2 separate regions of the Homo sapiens genome follow, and region 1 is linked to region 2. The links are chromatin contacts, found by Hi-C or POLR2A ChIA-PET in ENCODE. All regions are on one chromosome and are shown on one strand. The core of a region is the stretch at or near the end of the contact, and the rest is flanking DNA. Distances in the headings are between cores, read along the strand shown.

Region 1 (7,134 bases), core at 838-3,337, 120 kb after region 2:
TGGCTTGGACGTCCCACCTGCCTGCCCCAGAGAGTTGTTAACCAACGTCTCTGGGCCTCAGTTTCCTCGTCTGTAAAGGGAGCTGTGGTTGCCTAAGGTGAAAGGAGCACAGGTGCCAAGCGTTCTTTGCCATGCCTGGCGCTATAAGATATCCAGTGCTATCTAGGGATGCCCCCCGGGTGCCCACCCTGGACTCCTGCTTACTTGGACTTGGATAAAAGAAGGTTTTCTGGCCAGGTGCAGTGGTTCATGCCTGTAATCCCAACACTTTGGGAGGCAGAGGCGGATGGATCATCTGAGGTCAGGAGTTCAAGACCAGCCTGAGCAACATGGTGAAACCCCATCTCTACTAAAAATACAAAAATTAGCCAGGTATGGTGGTGCCTGCCTGTAGTCCTAGCTACTTGGGAGGCTGAGGCAAAATAATTGCTTGAAACTGGGAGGTGGGGGTTACAGGGGGTTGCAGTGAGCCCAGATTGAGCTGCTGTACTCCACCAGCCTGGGCAACAGAGTGAGACTCTGTCTCAAAAAAAAAAAAAAAAAAAAAAAAAAAAAAAAAAGAAGAAGAAGAAGAAGAAGGTTTTCTGCGTTCTGAGGGACTTAGTTGCTCCCAGACATCTCTGCCTCTTGCAACAACCTGCCAAGAACGTGGAGAGCCAGAAAGGAGAGGGTGAACATCTCTGGACTGAAACAGGGAAACTGTCAAAGGCTCTAGAGTAGGCAGGTGGGACGTCCAAGCCAGAAAGGACAGGTTTGCTCTGGGTTCCTTGCAAGTGACCTCCATGGGGTTCGGGGCTGAGACGGAGCCTACAACGTTGTCTAAGGCCACATTTCAGACAACTGCCAGAGAATGGTTGTTTTACCAAATAGCTGGCCAGCACACGGGGTCTATGTCTCTGTGTCTTTTGGCTAGGTTATTCACACCCCACCCTCGTCAGCTGTCAGGGTTACCCTGGGGAATGTCAATTCCAGGCACTTCTGGTTCCAGTGGGCATTCAGGCAAAGGGTGCTCCAGCAGCCCAGGGTAGCCCTGATACCCTGCACAGGTGCCTGCCATTAAATGGGGCTGGAACCGAGGGGTATAGATGGAACAGTTCAGAATTGCTTTCATTCCTGCCCTGCCCTTCCAGACTGCTCTTTTAAAAGGTGTAAATCAGGCCAGGCATGGTGATACATGCCTGTAGTCCCAGCTACTCAGGAGGCTAAGGCTGGAGGATCATTTCAGCCCAGGAGGTCAAGGCTGCAGAGAGCTATGATCATGCCACTGTACTCCAGCCTGGGCTACAGAGTGAGATGCCGTCTTAAAAATAATAATGATAATGATGATAAATTTTTTGTTTGTTTTTGAGACAGAGTCTTACTCTGTCACTCAGGCTGGAGTGCAGTGACGCCATCCCGGCTCGCTGCAACCTCCACTTTCCGGGTTCAAGTGATCTTCTCGCCTCAGCCTCCCGAGTAGCTGGAACTATGTGTGTGTACCACCATGCCTGGCTAATTTTTGTATTTTTAGTACAAACGGAATTTTGCCGTCTTGCCCAGGCTGGTCTCAAACTCCTGACCTCAAGCGATCCGTCTGCCTTGGCCTCCCAAAGTGCTGGGATTACAAGCATGAGCCACCGCACCATGACAAAAGCCCCTCTCTACTAAAAAATACAAAAATTAGCTGGGCATGGTGGCGCGTGCCCATAGTCCCGGCTACTCAGGAGGCTGAGGTGGGAGGATTGCGTGAATCTTGGAGGTGGAGGTTGCAGTAAGCCGAGATGGCACCACTACACTCCAGCCTGGGCGACAGAGTAAGACCCTGTCTCAAAACGAAAACCAACAAATAAAAATGTGTGGTGAATGAATGAATGAATGAATGAGTGAACAGACAAGATGTAAAAAGCCGATCAGAGCCTCTGCCAAGGAGATGTCAGAGGGTTTTTCACAGCAGCCTTTGAACAATGGCCCTGGGAGGAAGCCAGGCTTATTTCCCCATTTGACACAGGAAGAAACTGTCTTGGTTCAAATCTGATCCTTTTTTCTCCTAAGACCACAGCTGCCTCCGAAACAAAGGCCGACAATTGCTGCCAGCAAGTGCTTTGCTGTTTTTACTTCCTCTAAACATTCTTCAGTGGATTTTCCTTTCAAACTGGTTGTAAGGAGGCACATGGCTGGGTGTTGGTGGGGGGTGGCACCCCTGCCCGGACCCCACACGCTTCCCTACCACGTGGCCGGTTTGGAGTAGACCCATCTTTGTGCTGAAACACAGCCCAACATTGCCATATACGGGGGGCTTGTCTACATTTTACAAGATTTTTACAAAAATGATGCTACACTTTGCAAATGGATTTATTTTTTTTGAGACAAGGTCATACTCTGTCACCCAGGCTGGAGTGCAGTGGTACAATCACAGCTCACTGCAGCCTTGACCTCCCGGGCTCAAGTGATCCTTCCTCCTCAGCCTCCCAAGTAGGTGGGACTACAGGCATGTGCCACCATGCCCGGCTAGGGTTTCTTTTTTTTTTAATAGAGATGGGGTCTTGTTACGTTGCCCAGGCTGGCCTTGAATTCCTGGCCTCAAGCAGTGCTCTTTCCTCTCCCTCCTAAAGTGCTGGGATTGCAGGTGTGAGCCACCACGCCCAGCTTGGAACATCTTTATTTTAAGATGAGCATGCTGGGGCCTCAGGGAGTGAAGTGAATTTTCCAAAGTCACTCGTTGTGACCAGGACACTGGAGTCAAGGCCCTTTCATCATGTCATGGGGTCTAGGTAAGGACTCAGGAAACTTCATTTATTTATTTATAGATAGAGTTTTGCTTTTGTAGCCCAGGCTGGAGTACAGTGGTGCGATCTCGGCTCACTGCAACCCCCGCCTCCTGGATTCACGCGATTCTCCTGCTTCGGCCTCCGGAATAGCTGGGATTACAGGCATGCACCACCACACCCAGCTAATTTTTGCATTTTTAGTAGAGACGAGGTTTCACCATGTTGGCCAGGCTGGTCTCGAACTCCTGACCTCAGGTGATCTGCCTGCCTCGGCCTCCCAAAGTGCTGGGATTACAGGCGTGAGCCACCACGCCTGGCCTTTGTTTTAAGGAGGAGGAGTCAGCCAATGGGATGCCTCAAGGACTGGGTCCACTGACACAGAACAATGGAAACAGATCAGCGATGTCTGAGTTCACAGCATGCGGGTGCTGCTCCTAAGAACCCTTCTGTAGATGCTACTGTTCTCCCCATTTGCAAATGAGGAAGCTGACACTCAGAGATGTGGATCACCCGCCCCAGGTTACACAGCACAGAGAGGACATGTTAGGACTGAGGATTCAAATTCTTAAGGTTTGCTTTCCTCCTGGCAAAAGCAAGTCATGAAGGCGTGGAAGCTGAAATCTCGAGGCTAACGCTCCCCTTTTCACACCTGGCCACAAGCTGCAAGAACTGGGAGTTGGTGCTCCCATGAGTCCAACCTGAGGATTCGCTGGAGAAAAATTCAGCCAAGAAAAGCTCAGCTCGTGAGGTCCCCCTCCTGGGCTGTGAAGGAAGCGGATAGTGCCAGTCATTACAGAGCCGCAATTCCTGAGTGTTAAAGTTCTCAGGGCCATGAGTATGGACTTCGTGGGAAATAGAAGCACCGTGTAGACCTATGCATGTGTGTATGTCTGTGTGCATACGTGTGCATGTCTCTGTGTATGTATGTGCATGTGTGCACGCATTCGCACATGGCGTTGCACAGGGTGTGTCCATGTGTACGCAAGTGTGTGTATATAGGGAGCTTCTAAATCAGATGAAACCAACTGGAAATCCGGATACTGATGTTTAGAATTCAAGCTCTGGAGTCAGACTGCCCCAGGCCTCAGTTTTTCCATTGGGAAATGGGCTGATCCTCCCCGGATGAGAGCACTGGAGTCCAGAGAGGCCAATGACGATCAGATTTATCTCAGTATATGGTCTGTGCTGTGGGCCTTGAGGCTGAAATTTTGTGAGCTCCTTTAATTCTCTTTTTTGTGTGTGTTGGGGGTTGGCGGCAGGGTCTTGCTCTGTCGTCCAGGCTGGGCTGCAGTGGTGCATTCATAGCTCACTGCAGCCTCCAGCTCCCTGGCTCAAGCAATCCTTCAACCTCAGCCTCCCGAGGAGCTGGGACTACAGGTGGGACTATCATGCCCTGCTAACAAAAACGTTTCTTTTTGTAGAGGTGGAGCCTCCCTATGTTGCCTAGGCTGCAGCCCCAGCATTCATTAATCATCCCCGGCTCCTACCTCTGCCCAGCCCTTAATCCCCCGAACATATGATGGGGATTAATCCCCCAAACCCTTGGGGGGGATTAATCCCCCAAACATATGGGGATGGGGGGACTTGTGACAACTTACCACTCTTTCCCTGGATAGCTCCTCTATGGAATGTGGTAGAGTTTGGGGGCCACCCAACCCTCAGGCTGGCCAGGGAGGGGTGGGCAAGGGGAGCTGAGAAGGGCTTGGGGATCCTCACGAGGGAAAACTGAGGCCCAAGCGGGTGGGATGTGAAAGGATCAGTCGGTAACAAGACCAGTCCCTCTGAACCCTCTAAGAGAGGTCCTGGGTAACCGTATGTATTTAACCCTGCAAGCTGTTGGCTACATTTCACTGGAGAAAATGCAGGCGTGGAGGGTCCCACCGCTTGACCACCTCGGGGAGGACTGACTGTGAGCAGAGGGTCAGTAATAGCGTCCCTGTTGCTGGCACATCTCTGGCCCTCAAAACACCACCCTCCACCATGGGTGGGCATTGGGGTAGTATGTGGACACAGGGGAGATAGAGGCCTGGCTGGGCCCCTCAGGGAACACGGTGACCCCAAACCACCACAGGCTCCTGCACTGTTGAGGTGGGGCTGGTGACAGGGTGGGGGTGACAGGGACAGAGTTGAGGGACCTGGAGGAGGTAGAGAGAGTCAGCAGTCAGGTCCATATCCCAAGAGGTCAGGGTTTGGGGGGTGAAGCTGGCATTGGAGCCCAGCCTAAGGGCCAGTGCCTGCCAGAGACACCTGCAGGAACCACAGCCCCCACTGTCCCGGAGAGGCAGGGAAACTAGGGAATTGGGACATCAGCAGGGTCACCCCAAAGTTAGATGGCACATGAACTGTGTGGAGGGAGGCAGCAAGGTGAGGAGACCCTCAGGAGGACCCTTTGTTCTCATATGCTATTTCCTGGACTTTGTCCACAAAGAAGCCCATTCTAGGATGTAGGGCCCAAACCCAAATGGCTAGGCGTGGAGAACCTGTTAGCTAAATGACAAGCCATCATACATACATGTGTATATGTAAGTTTATTTCAGGTTTGTATTTTTAGATATAGGGTTGCCCAGGCTGGAGTACTGTGATGCAATCTCAATTCACCACAGCCTCCAATCCTGGGCTCAAGTGATCCTCCCACCTCAGCCTCTCCAGTAGCTGGGATTACAAGCACAGGCTGCCACACATGGCTTCAGAATTTTTTTTTTTTTTTTTTGAGACCAAGGGTCGCTCTTGTTGCCCAGGCTGGAGTGCAGTGGCGCGATCTCGGCTAAACGCAACCTCTGCCTCCAGGGTTCAAGCGATTCTCCTGCCTCAGCCTCCCGAGTAGCTGGGATGACAGGCATGCGCCACCATGCCTGGCTAACTTTTGTATTTTTAGTATAGATGAGGTTTCTCCATGTTGGTCAGGCTGGTCTTGAACTCCCAACCTCAGGTGATCTGCCCACCTCCACCTCCCAAAGTGCTGGGATTACAGGCGTGAGCCACCGCGCCCAGCCTCAGAAATTTTTTAAGTGAAAAAAAGCAGGGAGCAGAATAGAACTTGAAGTATAATTTGCATTTTAAAGGTTCCATCTAAAACACGATTGTGCCTACGATTGTTTACATGTGGAATATCCTCTGAAGCCAACCCAATACCTGCTCTTTTCCCACGGGCCATGGAGACTGCTGAGACAGCCTGTGGGGAGAGGAAGGCAGTCTCCGAGTGGCACCCTTGGAGTGTCCTGTCATTTGTTTTGACTTATGGGAGGAGAAAGCCTCTGTGCTCCATTCCGCATACATCTGGGTTTGGTTTTTCATCTTTTACAAGGAAAACGTCCTCGCGTGCTGCTTGAACATGCATGCGCGCACATCTGTACGTGGGCATGCATGCACAGCAAAGGCCTGGACTGAAGCCACACCTTGCTTTTGCTACTGGGGCTTCTTGGCAGCGCCTTCTGCCTGTCTTGCCCCAAGGAAGCTCCAGGGAGGAGAAAGGCCATGACAGGGATCTTGTGGTTCCACTTAGTCCTAAATTATTAGGTTGGTGGAAAAGTAATTGAAGGTTTTGCCATTACTTTTGCACCAACCTAGTACAAGGCAGCAGGGGAGATTTTACCTTCCAAATGAGATCCTTCCCAGTCTGTAGAGGGGAAACTGAGGCCTGAGATCAAGTGACCTGCCTGGGTCAACGCCAGGACAGGCATCCTGGGCTGGACACCACTCCTCCTGTCCTCCTAAGACACCCTGACCGGCCTTAGGGTGATATTAAGAGGAACTAGGGGAAGAAGGGTTCCACTACTGAAGAGAAATTCCTGGTGGTTCCTCACCCCCTGCAGGTGAGCCCCACATTTTCCCTGCAGGCTCCGGCCTTTCTCAGGGAGTGCCACTGAAGCTAGCGGTTAGACATCGCTAAGATGAAGGCAGGGTGAGGGTCTTGGCTGGCAATAGCTTCCCCCGGGACACGGTAGAAGTGAGGCTGGGGGTCCTGCCTCAGCTTCCTAAGGGCTCTGTCTCAAGGCTCCCGCTAAGCTGCCCACAGGGACCTTTCTACATGAGCATCACCTGCCCTGGGCACAGTGCCTTCCCCCTCCCTGCAGTCTGGCTCCTCCCCTCCTCACCCTGGTCAGGCAGAGGCCCCTGCAGGCCCCCTGGGTGCTGCCTTGGTCTCTGCTGTGCCCTCTGCACGCCCCTCCTCACCTGGAGGGCCAAGGGGCTGTTGACAGAGGAACCATGGGCAGGCTGGCAGCACCCAGGGACAGCAGGGAGTGTGAAGATGACAGAGAGGCAGCTCTGCAGTCAGAGGGTGGCCCAGGCAGGCTCTGGTTTTACTCTGGCAGCTGGAACCCCAGCCCTGGGATGATGGGGCAAAGCCCTGTGGGGACAGGTGAGTCGTAGGCAGCAGGGGCACAGC
Region 2 (7,359 bases), core at 2,370-4,869:
CAGCTTCGTGAGGTGGGCTAGAGGAGCTGGGCATCGGGTCAGTGCCCCGGCCTGCTGGGGGCCCTGTGGGGCCGCGTGTGCCCCGGTGCCTGGAAGGCCGACTCTCTTGACAGCAGGTCTTCTCTCCAAACGTATCCACCCAGCCAGGTGTCTGCCATGGGGCTGCTTAGAGTCGGCCACAAAATCAACCCGTGTGCAGGGTCAGTGGCTTGGCATTGGGCTTTGGGGCCTGTCCCTGTGGCTGGCAGCCTGCCTGCTGCCCGGTCCACGCCTCTGTTGCCTTGGATTTGGGTTCTGAGTGAATGCAGCCTTGCCTCTTGGACCGTCCTGTGAGACGGGCAGCTCTCCACCTGCGTCCTCAGCACTGCGCCCTTGTTGCAGGTATGGCGTCATCATTGTGGGCAACCCGAAGGCACTATCAAAGCAGCCGCTCTGGAACCACCTGCTGAACTACTATAAGGAGCAGAAGGTGCTGGTGGAGGGGCCGCTCAACAACCTGCGTGAGAGCCTCATGCAGTTCAGCAAGCCACGGAAGCTGGTCAACACTATCAACCCGGTGAGCGCCTGCACAGGACAGCAGGGCAGCACGGAGAAACCCGGGCCCAAAACACTGCTGGGAACGTGCCAGCTTGGCCCGTGTGCCCGTGAGCTGAGGGAGGGCTCTCCTAGGGGAGGGTGGGCTCTCCTAGGGGAGGGTGGGCCAGCCCACTTCTTGTCTCCCGAGCCGTGTGTGGCATTTTTGGCTTGGGGCCGCTAAGTCCTGGGTGGCCTCTGGGAATTGGGCTCAGGGCTGCTGTGCTGCATGCAGCAGCCTGGGACCTTGGACACGGGCAGTTGGAAGCTTTGCAAGCCCGGGGTGATCTGGTAGTGAGGGGGTGTGAAGCTTCCTGAGCTGAGGCCCAAGGGTCAGCATCAGAGCCCAGGTCTGCCGAGGAGGGCAGGCGAGACCCAGAGGCCATGAGACAGCAGCTCCCTCCTGTCTCCAGGGAGAGCCCCTGGCACAGTGTCAACACCTCACAGCTGCATACCTGCCACCTCCCAGGCCACCGGGCCCGTGGGAAGTTGTTCCTTCTGTTGAGATGACAAATTCCTCACCTATCTAAACCTTCGCAGGGAGCCCGCTTCATGACCACAGCCATGTATGATGCCCGGGAGGCCATCATCCCAGGCTCCGTCTATGATCGGAGCAGCCAGGGTGAGTCGCTCAGCAGGGGACCTGGCCGACCCCTTGTCCTCACACCGGGATGCTGGCCGTTCCCATGGCTGCAGCTTTAGGTGCCCCCATCTTTCCTTCCCCTCAAGGGCGGTGCCTGGCTCCCTTGGCCTCCCCGCCCCTAGGGCATCTCTAGCCCCGGAACACTCCTGGGGTGTTTGTCTTTAACCAGAGTTTATTCATTTGTGTTTCCTGGTGATCAAGCTAGTTAGCTTTTTCTTGCCTTTTGGTAGGGCAGGGACTGCATGTAGTACAAATAGAACATTTTCATAAAAAGGATTTTTTTTTTCCTTTGGTAAATGCAGGGTGATTTTCATTTATTTTCTTTTTTTTGTTTAGAGACAGGGTCTCCCTATGTTGTCCAGGCTGGTCTCAAACTCCTGCCTCAAGCAGTCCTTCTGCTCAGCCTCCCAAAGTGCTGGGATTACAGGCGTGAGTCACTGCACCTGGCCAATTTGCAGGTGTTTTTTTTTTTTTTTTTTTTTTTGGAGACCGAGTCTCGCTCTGTTGCCCAAGCTGGAGTACAGTGGTGTGATCTTGGCTCACTGCAACCTCCCCCTCTGGGTTCAAGCGATTCTCCTGCCTTGGCCTCCCGAGTAGCTGGGATTACAAGCACCCACCACCATGCCCGGCTAGTTTTTGTGTTTTTAGTAGAAACGAGGTTTCGCCATGTTGGCCTGGCTGGTCTCAAACTCCTGATCTCAGGTGGTCCACCTCGGCTTCCCAGAGTGCTGGGATTATAGGCTTGAGCCAACACGCCCGGCCCCAATTTTCAGTTTTTAAGATCTGTGTAGGCCAATGATTCCCAGCAGACTCTCCTCGGGGAAGGTGCCTGCCCAAGCACCCAGCCCCAGGCAGGCTGCTGTAGTTAACATGGAGTCCTGCGAATCCGCATCTTCAGCCTGGGCAGAGCCAGGACAGATGTGCAGCTCCGGCTGACTGGCTGGTGGGGTGGGTGGGGTATCGCTGGGGTTTGACCGAGGCAGGTGACACCTGCCGTGTTCCACTGTGATTTGCAGGCCGGCCTTCCAGCATGTACTTCCAGACCCATGACCAGATTGGCATGATCAGTGCCGGCCCTAGCCACGTGGCTGCCATGAACATTCCCATCCCCTTCAACCTGGTCATGCCACCCATGCCACCGCCTGGCTATTTTGGACAAGCCAACGGGCCTGCTGCAGGTGAGCATCTGTGGCTGCGGCTGGGTGTGGCCCTCCTGAGAGCTCTTGAGGGTGTGCTTGTCTGCGAGGCCCTGGCCTCCTTCGGATCACCCTGGACTGCTGTCTTTCAGGGCGAGGCACCCCGAAAGGCAAGACTGGTCGTGGGGGACGCCAGAAGAACCGCTTTGGGCTTCCTGGACCCAGCCAGACTAACCTCCCCAACAGCCAAGCCAGCCAGGATGTGGCGTCACAGCCCTTCTCTCAGGGCGCCCTGACGCAGGGCTACATCTCCATGAGCCAGCCTTCCCAGATGAGCCAGCCCGGCCTCTCCCAGCCGGAGCTGTCCCAGGTGAGCCCGCCCCTGGGACGGGACTTACCTGAGTGAGGGTGGGGCTATGCACCTGAAACATTCCCTCTGAAGAGCCCCAGAGAGCTGGCCTGGCCCATGTCCACTGTCTGAATTACCTGTCCCTGGGCTGGGGTCATCAGAGTGGGTCTCCTGGGTCTTAGTTTGGGGACGGGTTTTCCATTCTTTTCTCTGGGGCTGCTGAGGGCTGGGTGGATGTGAGCACCCTTGGCCTGTGGCTTGCTTACCTCCTGACCTTGTCTTTCAGGACAGTTACCTTGGTGACGAGTTTAAATCACAAATCGACGTGGCGCTCTCACAGGACTCCACGTACCAGGGAGAGCGGGCTTACCAGCATGGCGGGGTGACGGGGCTGTCCCAGTATTAAAAGGCAAGCCCCCCTGGAGCAGGCCTGGCCCCACCCCAGCCTCAAGGAGAAGGATGGGAGGGGGCTCTCCCCAGGGAGCTGCACTGGAGGGGTGGTATCTGGAAATGTGTGCTGTGCCTGGTGGGGGTCATAGGCCCTCAGGGCCAGCTTGGCCTGTGCCCTTCACTGCTAGTCAGGGTGGCTCCTCACCCCACCCTACCCCATCCTGTCTGCTCCGGGGACCACCGCGGGACCTCAGTTTCCTCATCAGAGTCGGGGAGGGCAGCTCGGGCTCTCCCTCACTGTCCTGTGTGCTGGGTACCTGTGGGGCTCAGGTCGCAGCCTCTCACCGCCTCCTGCCCTTCTCCCTCCTGACAGGTGGCGGCGGAAGAGCTAAGCAACGTGGCTTAGTCCATCAGCATCTTATTCTGGGTAATAAAAAATAAAAATAAACGGATACCTGTTTTCCACTGCTAAAACTGAAGCACCACTGTGTGAGCAACAGGAAGGGAGAGCGCACGAGGGAGAGGAGCCGAGGCCGAGCGCCCCCTGCTGGCCCGCGGCGGCGAGGAGCAGAGGGAGCGGAGGAGGGGCCGGCCCGCGGGAGCCGCGGCCACCAGGAGGCCCCGCTCCGTCCCATCGGGGCTGCGGCCAGGGCGGAGGGAGGAAGACCCTCATCTCAGAGTAGCCCTTTCCTCTGTTCTTTTATTTCTTTTTCTCTTTGATTGAAAGGGGACTACGTCTTAGCAGGAAAAAAAACTTCGCATTTCTGTGCCCGAGCAGGCTCCTTGCAAAGACAGCAGCGTGCGGGGCAGAGCCCCGGGAGGGCGCGTCTGTCCACGCCTACCGGACGCGCCGAGGTCGCGCTGCCTGTGTTCTCCGAGGGCCTTCATTTAAAGAAAATAAGGGTGTTTTGGGTTTTTCTCTTTGTTTTTTTCAAGATTCTTTTAAAGGAGTACTGAAGAATACTTTCCTAAGTTTGTCTGTAAAATCTTAGCGGTGGACCTGGGAGATTTGAGAAGCTTCCAGAAACAGTTTAAACAAGCCAGCGCTACTGGAGAAGAGGAGCAACACCTGTGCCGCGGCCGGAGGAGTTTTGTTGTTGGTTTTAGCTTCCAGTGGCTTCTTTCTGCGGGGCATCAGGCTGCTGGGGTAGCCGCCCGCCGAGCCTGGAAGCTGCTCGTTCTCCGCTGGACTCAGAAGCCAAGCTGCTTCCCGCCTAGACTCGGCGCAGGGCCCCGCACCGGTGAGGAAGGTGCTTTTGGCCCCATTGCGAGGGGCCTTGGCCAGGACTGGCCCTGTGGCCAGGAGGCGAGAAGGTGGCTGTTCCCGGATTGACGGCTTTTTCCCGGGGGCCTTTGGAAGATTTGGTGGAAGGACAAGAGGGCCTGTCCCTGTCCCCGTCCCCAGGAGGTACCGACAGTCCCTGTGCTGGTTAGACACGGAGCGCTGCACACCGAAAGCCCAAATTGGGAGCTCTGCCTGCCGGCAACTTTGCTGATGGGGTGATTGCTGCTTCTGGGGGGTAAGGAAACAAGTTACAGAAATTACCGCGTTCTGTGTGAAGGGACTGAGGGTGTGGTGTCATTGGCAGAGGGTCATTTTAGGAGAGCTGCCCCAGCCCCTCGAACGCCTGGCTTGGGGTGTCATTCTGCCTGGCGGCCAGGCCTCCAGCTTCCCCTGCCCCGGGCCTGGGGCTGTCACTGGCCCTGATCCGAACACCTCCAGATTCCGGCTTCTACATGGGACAGACGGGGACGCACAGGCCACCTTCCTTCTGGCAGGGACTCTTATTTATTCCCATTGCTCTAGGGCTTTCGGTTTCCCCTTCTTCCGGTAGGCCGCGTAGAGGCATGCACCGGGTAGGTTTCCGCGGTGACCCCGCGGCGGCCTGAGGGACGCTCCCTGCCCCATCCCGGCTGTTGGGCTGGGCCGCTTTGCCTCTGCTTCGCCCTGTGCTGTGTTCTCCAGCTTTGTAGCAGCAGCCTTGACAAACCCAGGCGCACTGTACCAAGGCAATGTAACTTTTGATTTTCGGTCAATTTAAGTTCTTTTGTCACCAAATATTAATAAACAGTTTTGACTTCACACCAAGGTTGGATAAACTGCAGGGGGTGGAGGGTGCTGGGGTTTTGCCTTGGCTGAGTGACGGGTTGGGGTGTGAAGGAGGCCAGAGGGAGACAGGCAAAGCCCAGAAGGGACAGGTCTGCCTTGCAGGACTGAAGGGCGACCCCTGCCCCTGGGCCCTTCCCGTAGGCAGCACCTGGGCCTGTCCGGGCGGCTCCCCGGAGTGGCGCGTTAGGCCTCTGGCAGGTGGCCTGGAGGTGGAAAGGCCTATCCGATCACCAAGACTGAGGGGCGCCCTCCCCACCACCCAGGCAAGGAGTCCAAGGAGACCAGCGGAGCAGACCACGCGGCATTTATTGTTGGGCCCGCGTCCCTGCCCGCCCCGGGTTAGCGGCAGCCGCACTCGTCCACCACCATGTCCTCATACTGCCGCAGCACCACGTTGTCGCTGTTGTCAAAGAAGAGCACGGAGATGGGCGACAGGCGCGCGGGCACGCAGCAGGGCAGGTCGGCGGCTCCCGGGGCGGCCGCGTGCATGAGCGCGCGCAGCACAGCGTGGTTGAGCGCCGGCGGCCCCCCGGACCCCGACAGCGCGACGGGCAGCGCGCACTGACCCTGGCAGTAGTTGGCCAGGAAGCCGCGCGGCGCGATGACCCAGCGGTGCCAGCCCACCTCGCGGAAGCTCACGTACAGCCGCCGCGCGCGACAAGCGCCCCCGGGGCCGCCGCCCAACACGGGTTCGGCGTCGCGCCGCGGCCGGGCCAGGGGGTGGCACAGGCGCGGGTCGAGGGTCACCAGCAGCAGCGAGGCCTCGGCCAGGCGCGCGCAGGCGGCAGGGGCCCGGGGGCGTAGCGCCAGCGCCAGGCGGAGGCTGCGCGGCCATGAGGCGTTGCGAGCCCAAGCGGCGCCCAGCAGCTCCGCGCGCACTGGCGGCCCCAGGGCGGGCACCAACTGGCGGAGCAGCACCGGCCCGGGGTCCGCGCCCGCGCCCTGGCCCGCTTGCGCCACGCTCAGCTCCCAGCCGCCCTCCGGGGCTGCCGCCGCCGCCGCCGCGAAACGCAGCTCCAGGCGGGCCCGGCTCGGGCGCTCAGCGGGTTCCACAGCCGACAGGTCGAAGACGACTGTCCACTCAGGGCAATGCCCCGCGGCCGAGGCAGGCTCCGAGGCCCGGGTGGGCGCACCTGGGGAGGTAGGAACAGGAACTCGGCTCGCGCTGCGTCCCCGGCCTGCCCATGGGGTCTCGGTTAGGGACAGGGAGGAAGGTGAACGCTGGGGCTCGGGGCGCACCGTCTGTGGGAAGGGTGTGAAGCGGCGGGGTGGGCTGATGGAGTGGGGGCAGGGCATGAGTTCCAAGGAAGGCGCCCTGCGGGGTGCGGCGGGGGGGGTGGGCTGCCCTCGGCGGGGGGCATAGGAGGAGGGGTGGCCGAAGTGGGAGACATGAGCCAGAACCTGGGCCCCTGGGGAAGCCATGCTAGGGTGTGGGGATGGCATCTGCAGGAAGGCATTAGTGTCAAGAGGTGGGGGTGGGCATGGGGTGGGGACAGGGCTTCAGCATCAAGCAGAAGGACTGGTCTTGGGAACCCCCTGACATGTGTCCCCGGCGTGCAGCAGATGACGAGGAAAGGGTGAGGTGCGGTGGCCGAAGTTGCTAGTAGCCTGGACAGGGCGGGTGGGGACCCTCGGAGCTGCTCGGGCATCCCCGGGCCACTCTCGAGGCTCGCCCTGCGAGGTCTGGCCTCCAGGACCAGTGTCCCCAGCGAAAGCCCCACTCACCGCGGTCCGGGATGTGGCGCACGATGTTTCCGGCGACCCCCAGCTCCTCCACGTGGCACGGTTGCAGGGTGACCCCTGGGGACGTCCGCCGCGAGCCAGACCTGGTCTCCTGGGGGTCCCGGCGTCGAAACAGGCGCCACATGACCGGGGGAACCGGCCGGAGCCTGGGGGCACCCTGGGGCTCATCGCGCAGTCCTAGAGCCTGGAGCAGGGCGGCGGCTGGGCCTGGGGGCACGGGGGCGCGGGTCAGGGGCAGCGAGGGCAGCAGCAGGGCCAGGAGGAGGAGGAGGTGGTGGCCGCAGGGACCTTGCTGCGGCGGTGGCATCTTCCTCCCAGGCGATGACCAGAGAGTGCGCAGGGTCCGCGGCGGCCCGGGACCAGTGGGCTGAGGGCGGGGCCGGTGTCCCCGGAGGGGCAGGGGTCCTGGGGGGCG

What was found. A loop is a pair of places that touch in the nucleus more often than their neighbours do. ChIA-PET counts read pairs that join two places held with the same protein, here RNA polymerase II (POLR2A). Pooled maps may share reads with other maps.
Region 1: a map of mammary epithelial cell shows a loop between it and region 2 (16-fold over the local background). The contact joins two enhancer-like sites. A Hi-C loop is called at or near these places in 4 of 168 maps with a recorded cell type or tissue (OCI-LY7, chondrocyte, endothelial cell of umbilical vein and 1 more), 2 of 37 single-sample maps with no recorded cell type and 9 of 50 pooled maps. POLR2A ChIA-PET finds 5 or more read pairs at or near these places in 6 of 52 experiments (GM12878, H1, T-cell and 3 more).

What each region holds. Positions count from the first base shown.
Region 1 is chr19:18,983,429-18,990,562 of GRCh38, forward strand. No RefSeq gene overlaps it. Among named protein-coding and RNA genes, the nearest start is that of HOMER3, 46 kb to the left of the region's middle. RefSeq lists an enhancer at 6,459-6,959. Within about 2 kb of position 2,088, at least 6 of the 41 ENCODE cell types and tissues checked have a DNase peak (open chromatin) inside an H3K27ac peak, as active enhancers do.
Region 2 is chr19:18,863,057-18,870,415 of GRCh38, forward strand. UPF1 (UPF1 RNA helicase and ATPase) reads left to right here. Exons shown (of 24, transcript NM_002911.4): 19 at 382-556; 20 at 1,114-1,195; 21 at 2,233-2,394; 22 at 2,505-2,722; 23 at 2,988-3,110; 24 at 3,465-5,174. The coding sequence ends at 3,107. CERS1 (ceramide synthase 1) reads right to left here. Exons shown (of 8, transcript NM_021267.5): 7 at 6,927-7,359; 8 at 5,489-6,334. GDF1 (growth differentiation factor 1) reads right to left here. Exons shown (of 8, transcript NM_001492.6): 7 at 6,927-7,359; 8 at 5,489-6,334. The coding sequence starts at 7,251. The coding sequence ends at 5,541. Among named protein-coding and RNA genes, the nearest start is that of CERS1, 29 kb to the right of the region's middle. RefSeq lists a silencer at 3,560-3,759. Within about 2 kb of position 3,620, at least 2 of the 41 ENCODE cell types and tissues checked have a DNase peak (open chromatin) inside an H3K27ac peak, as active enhancers do.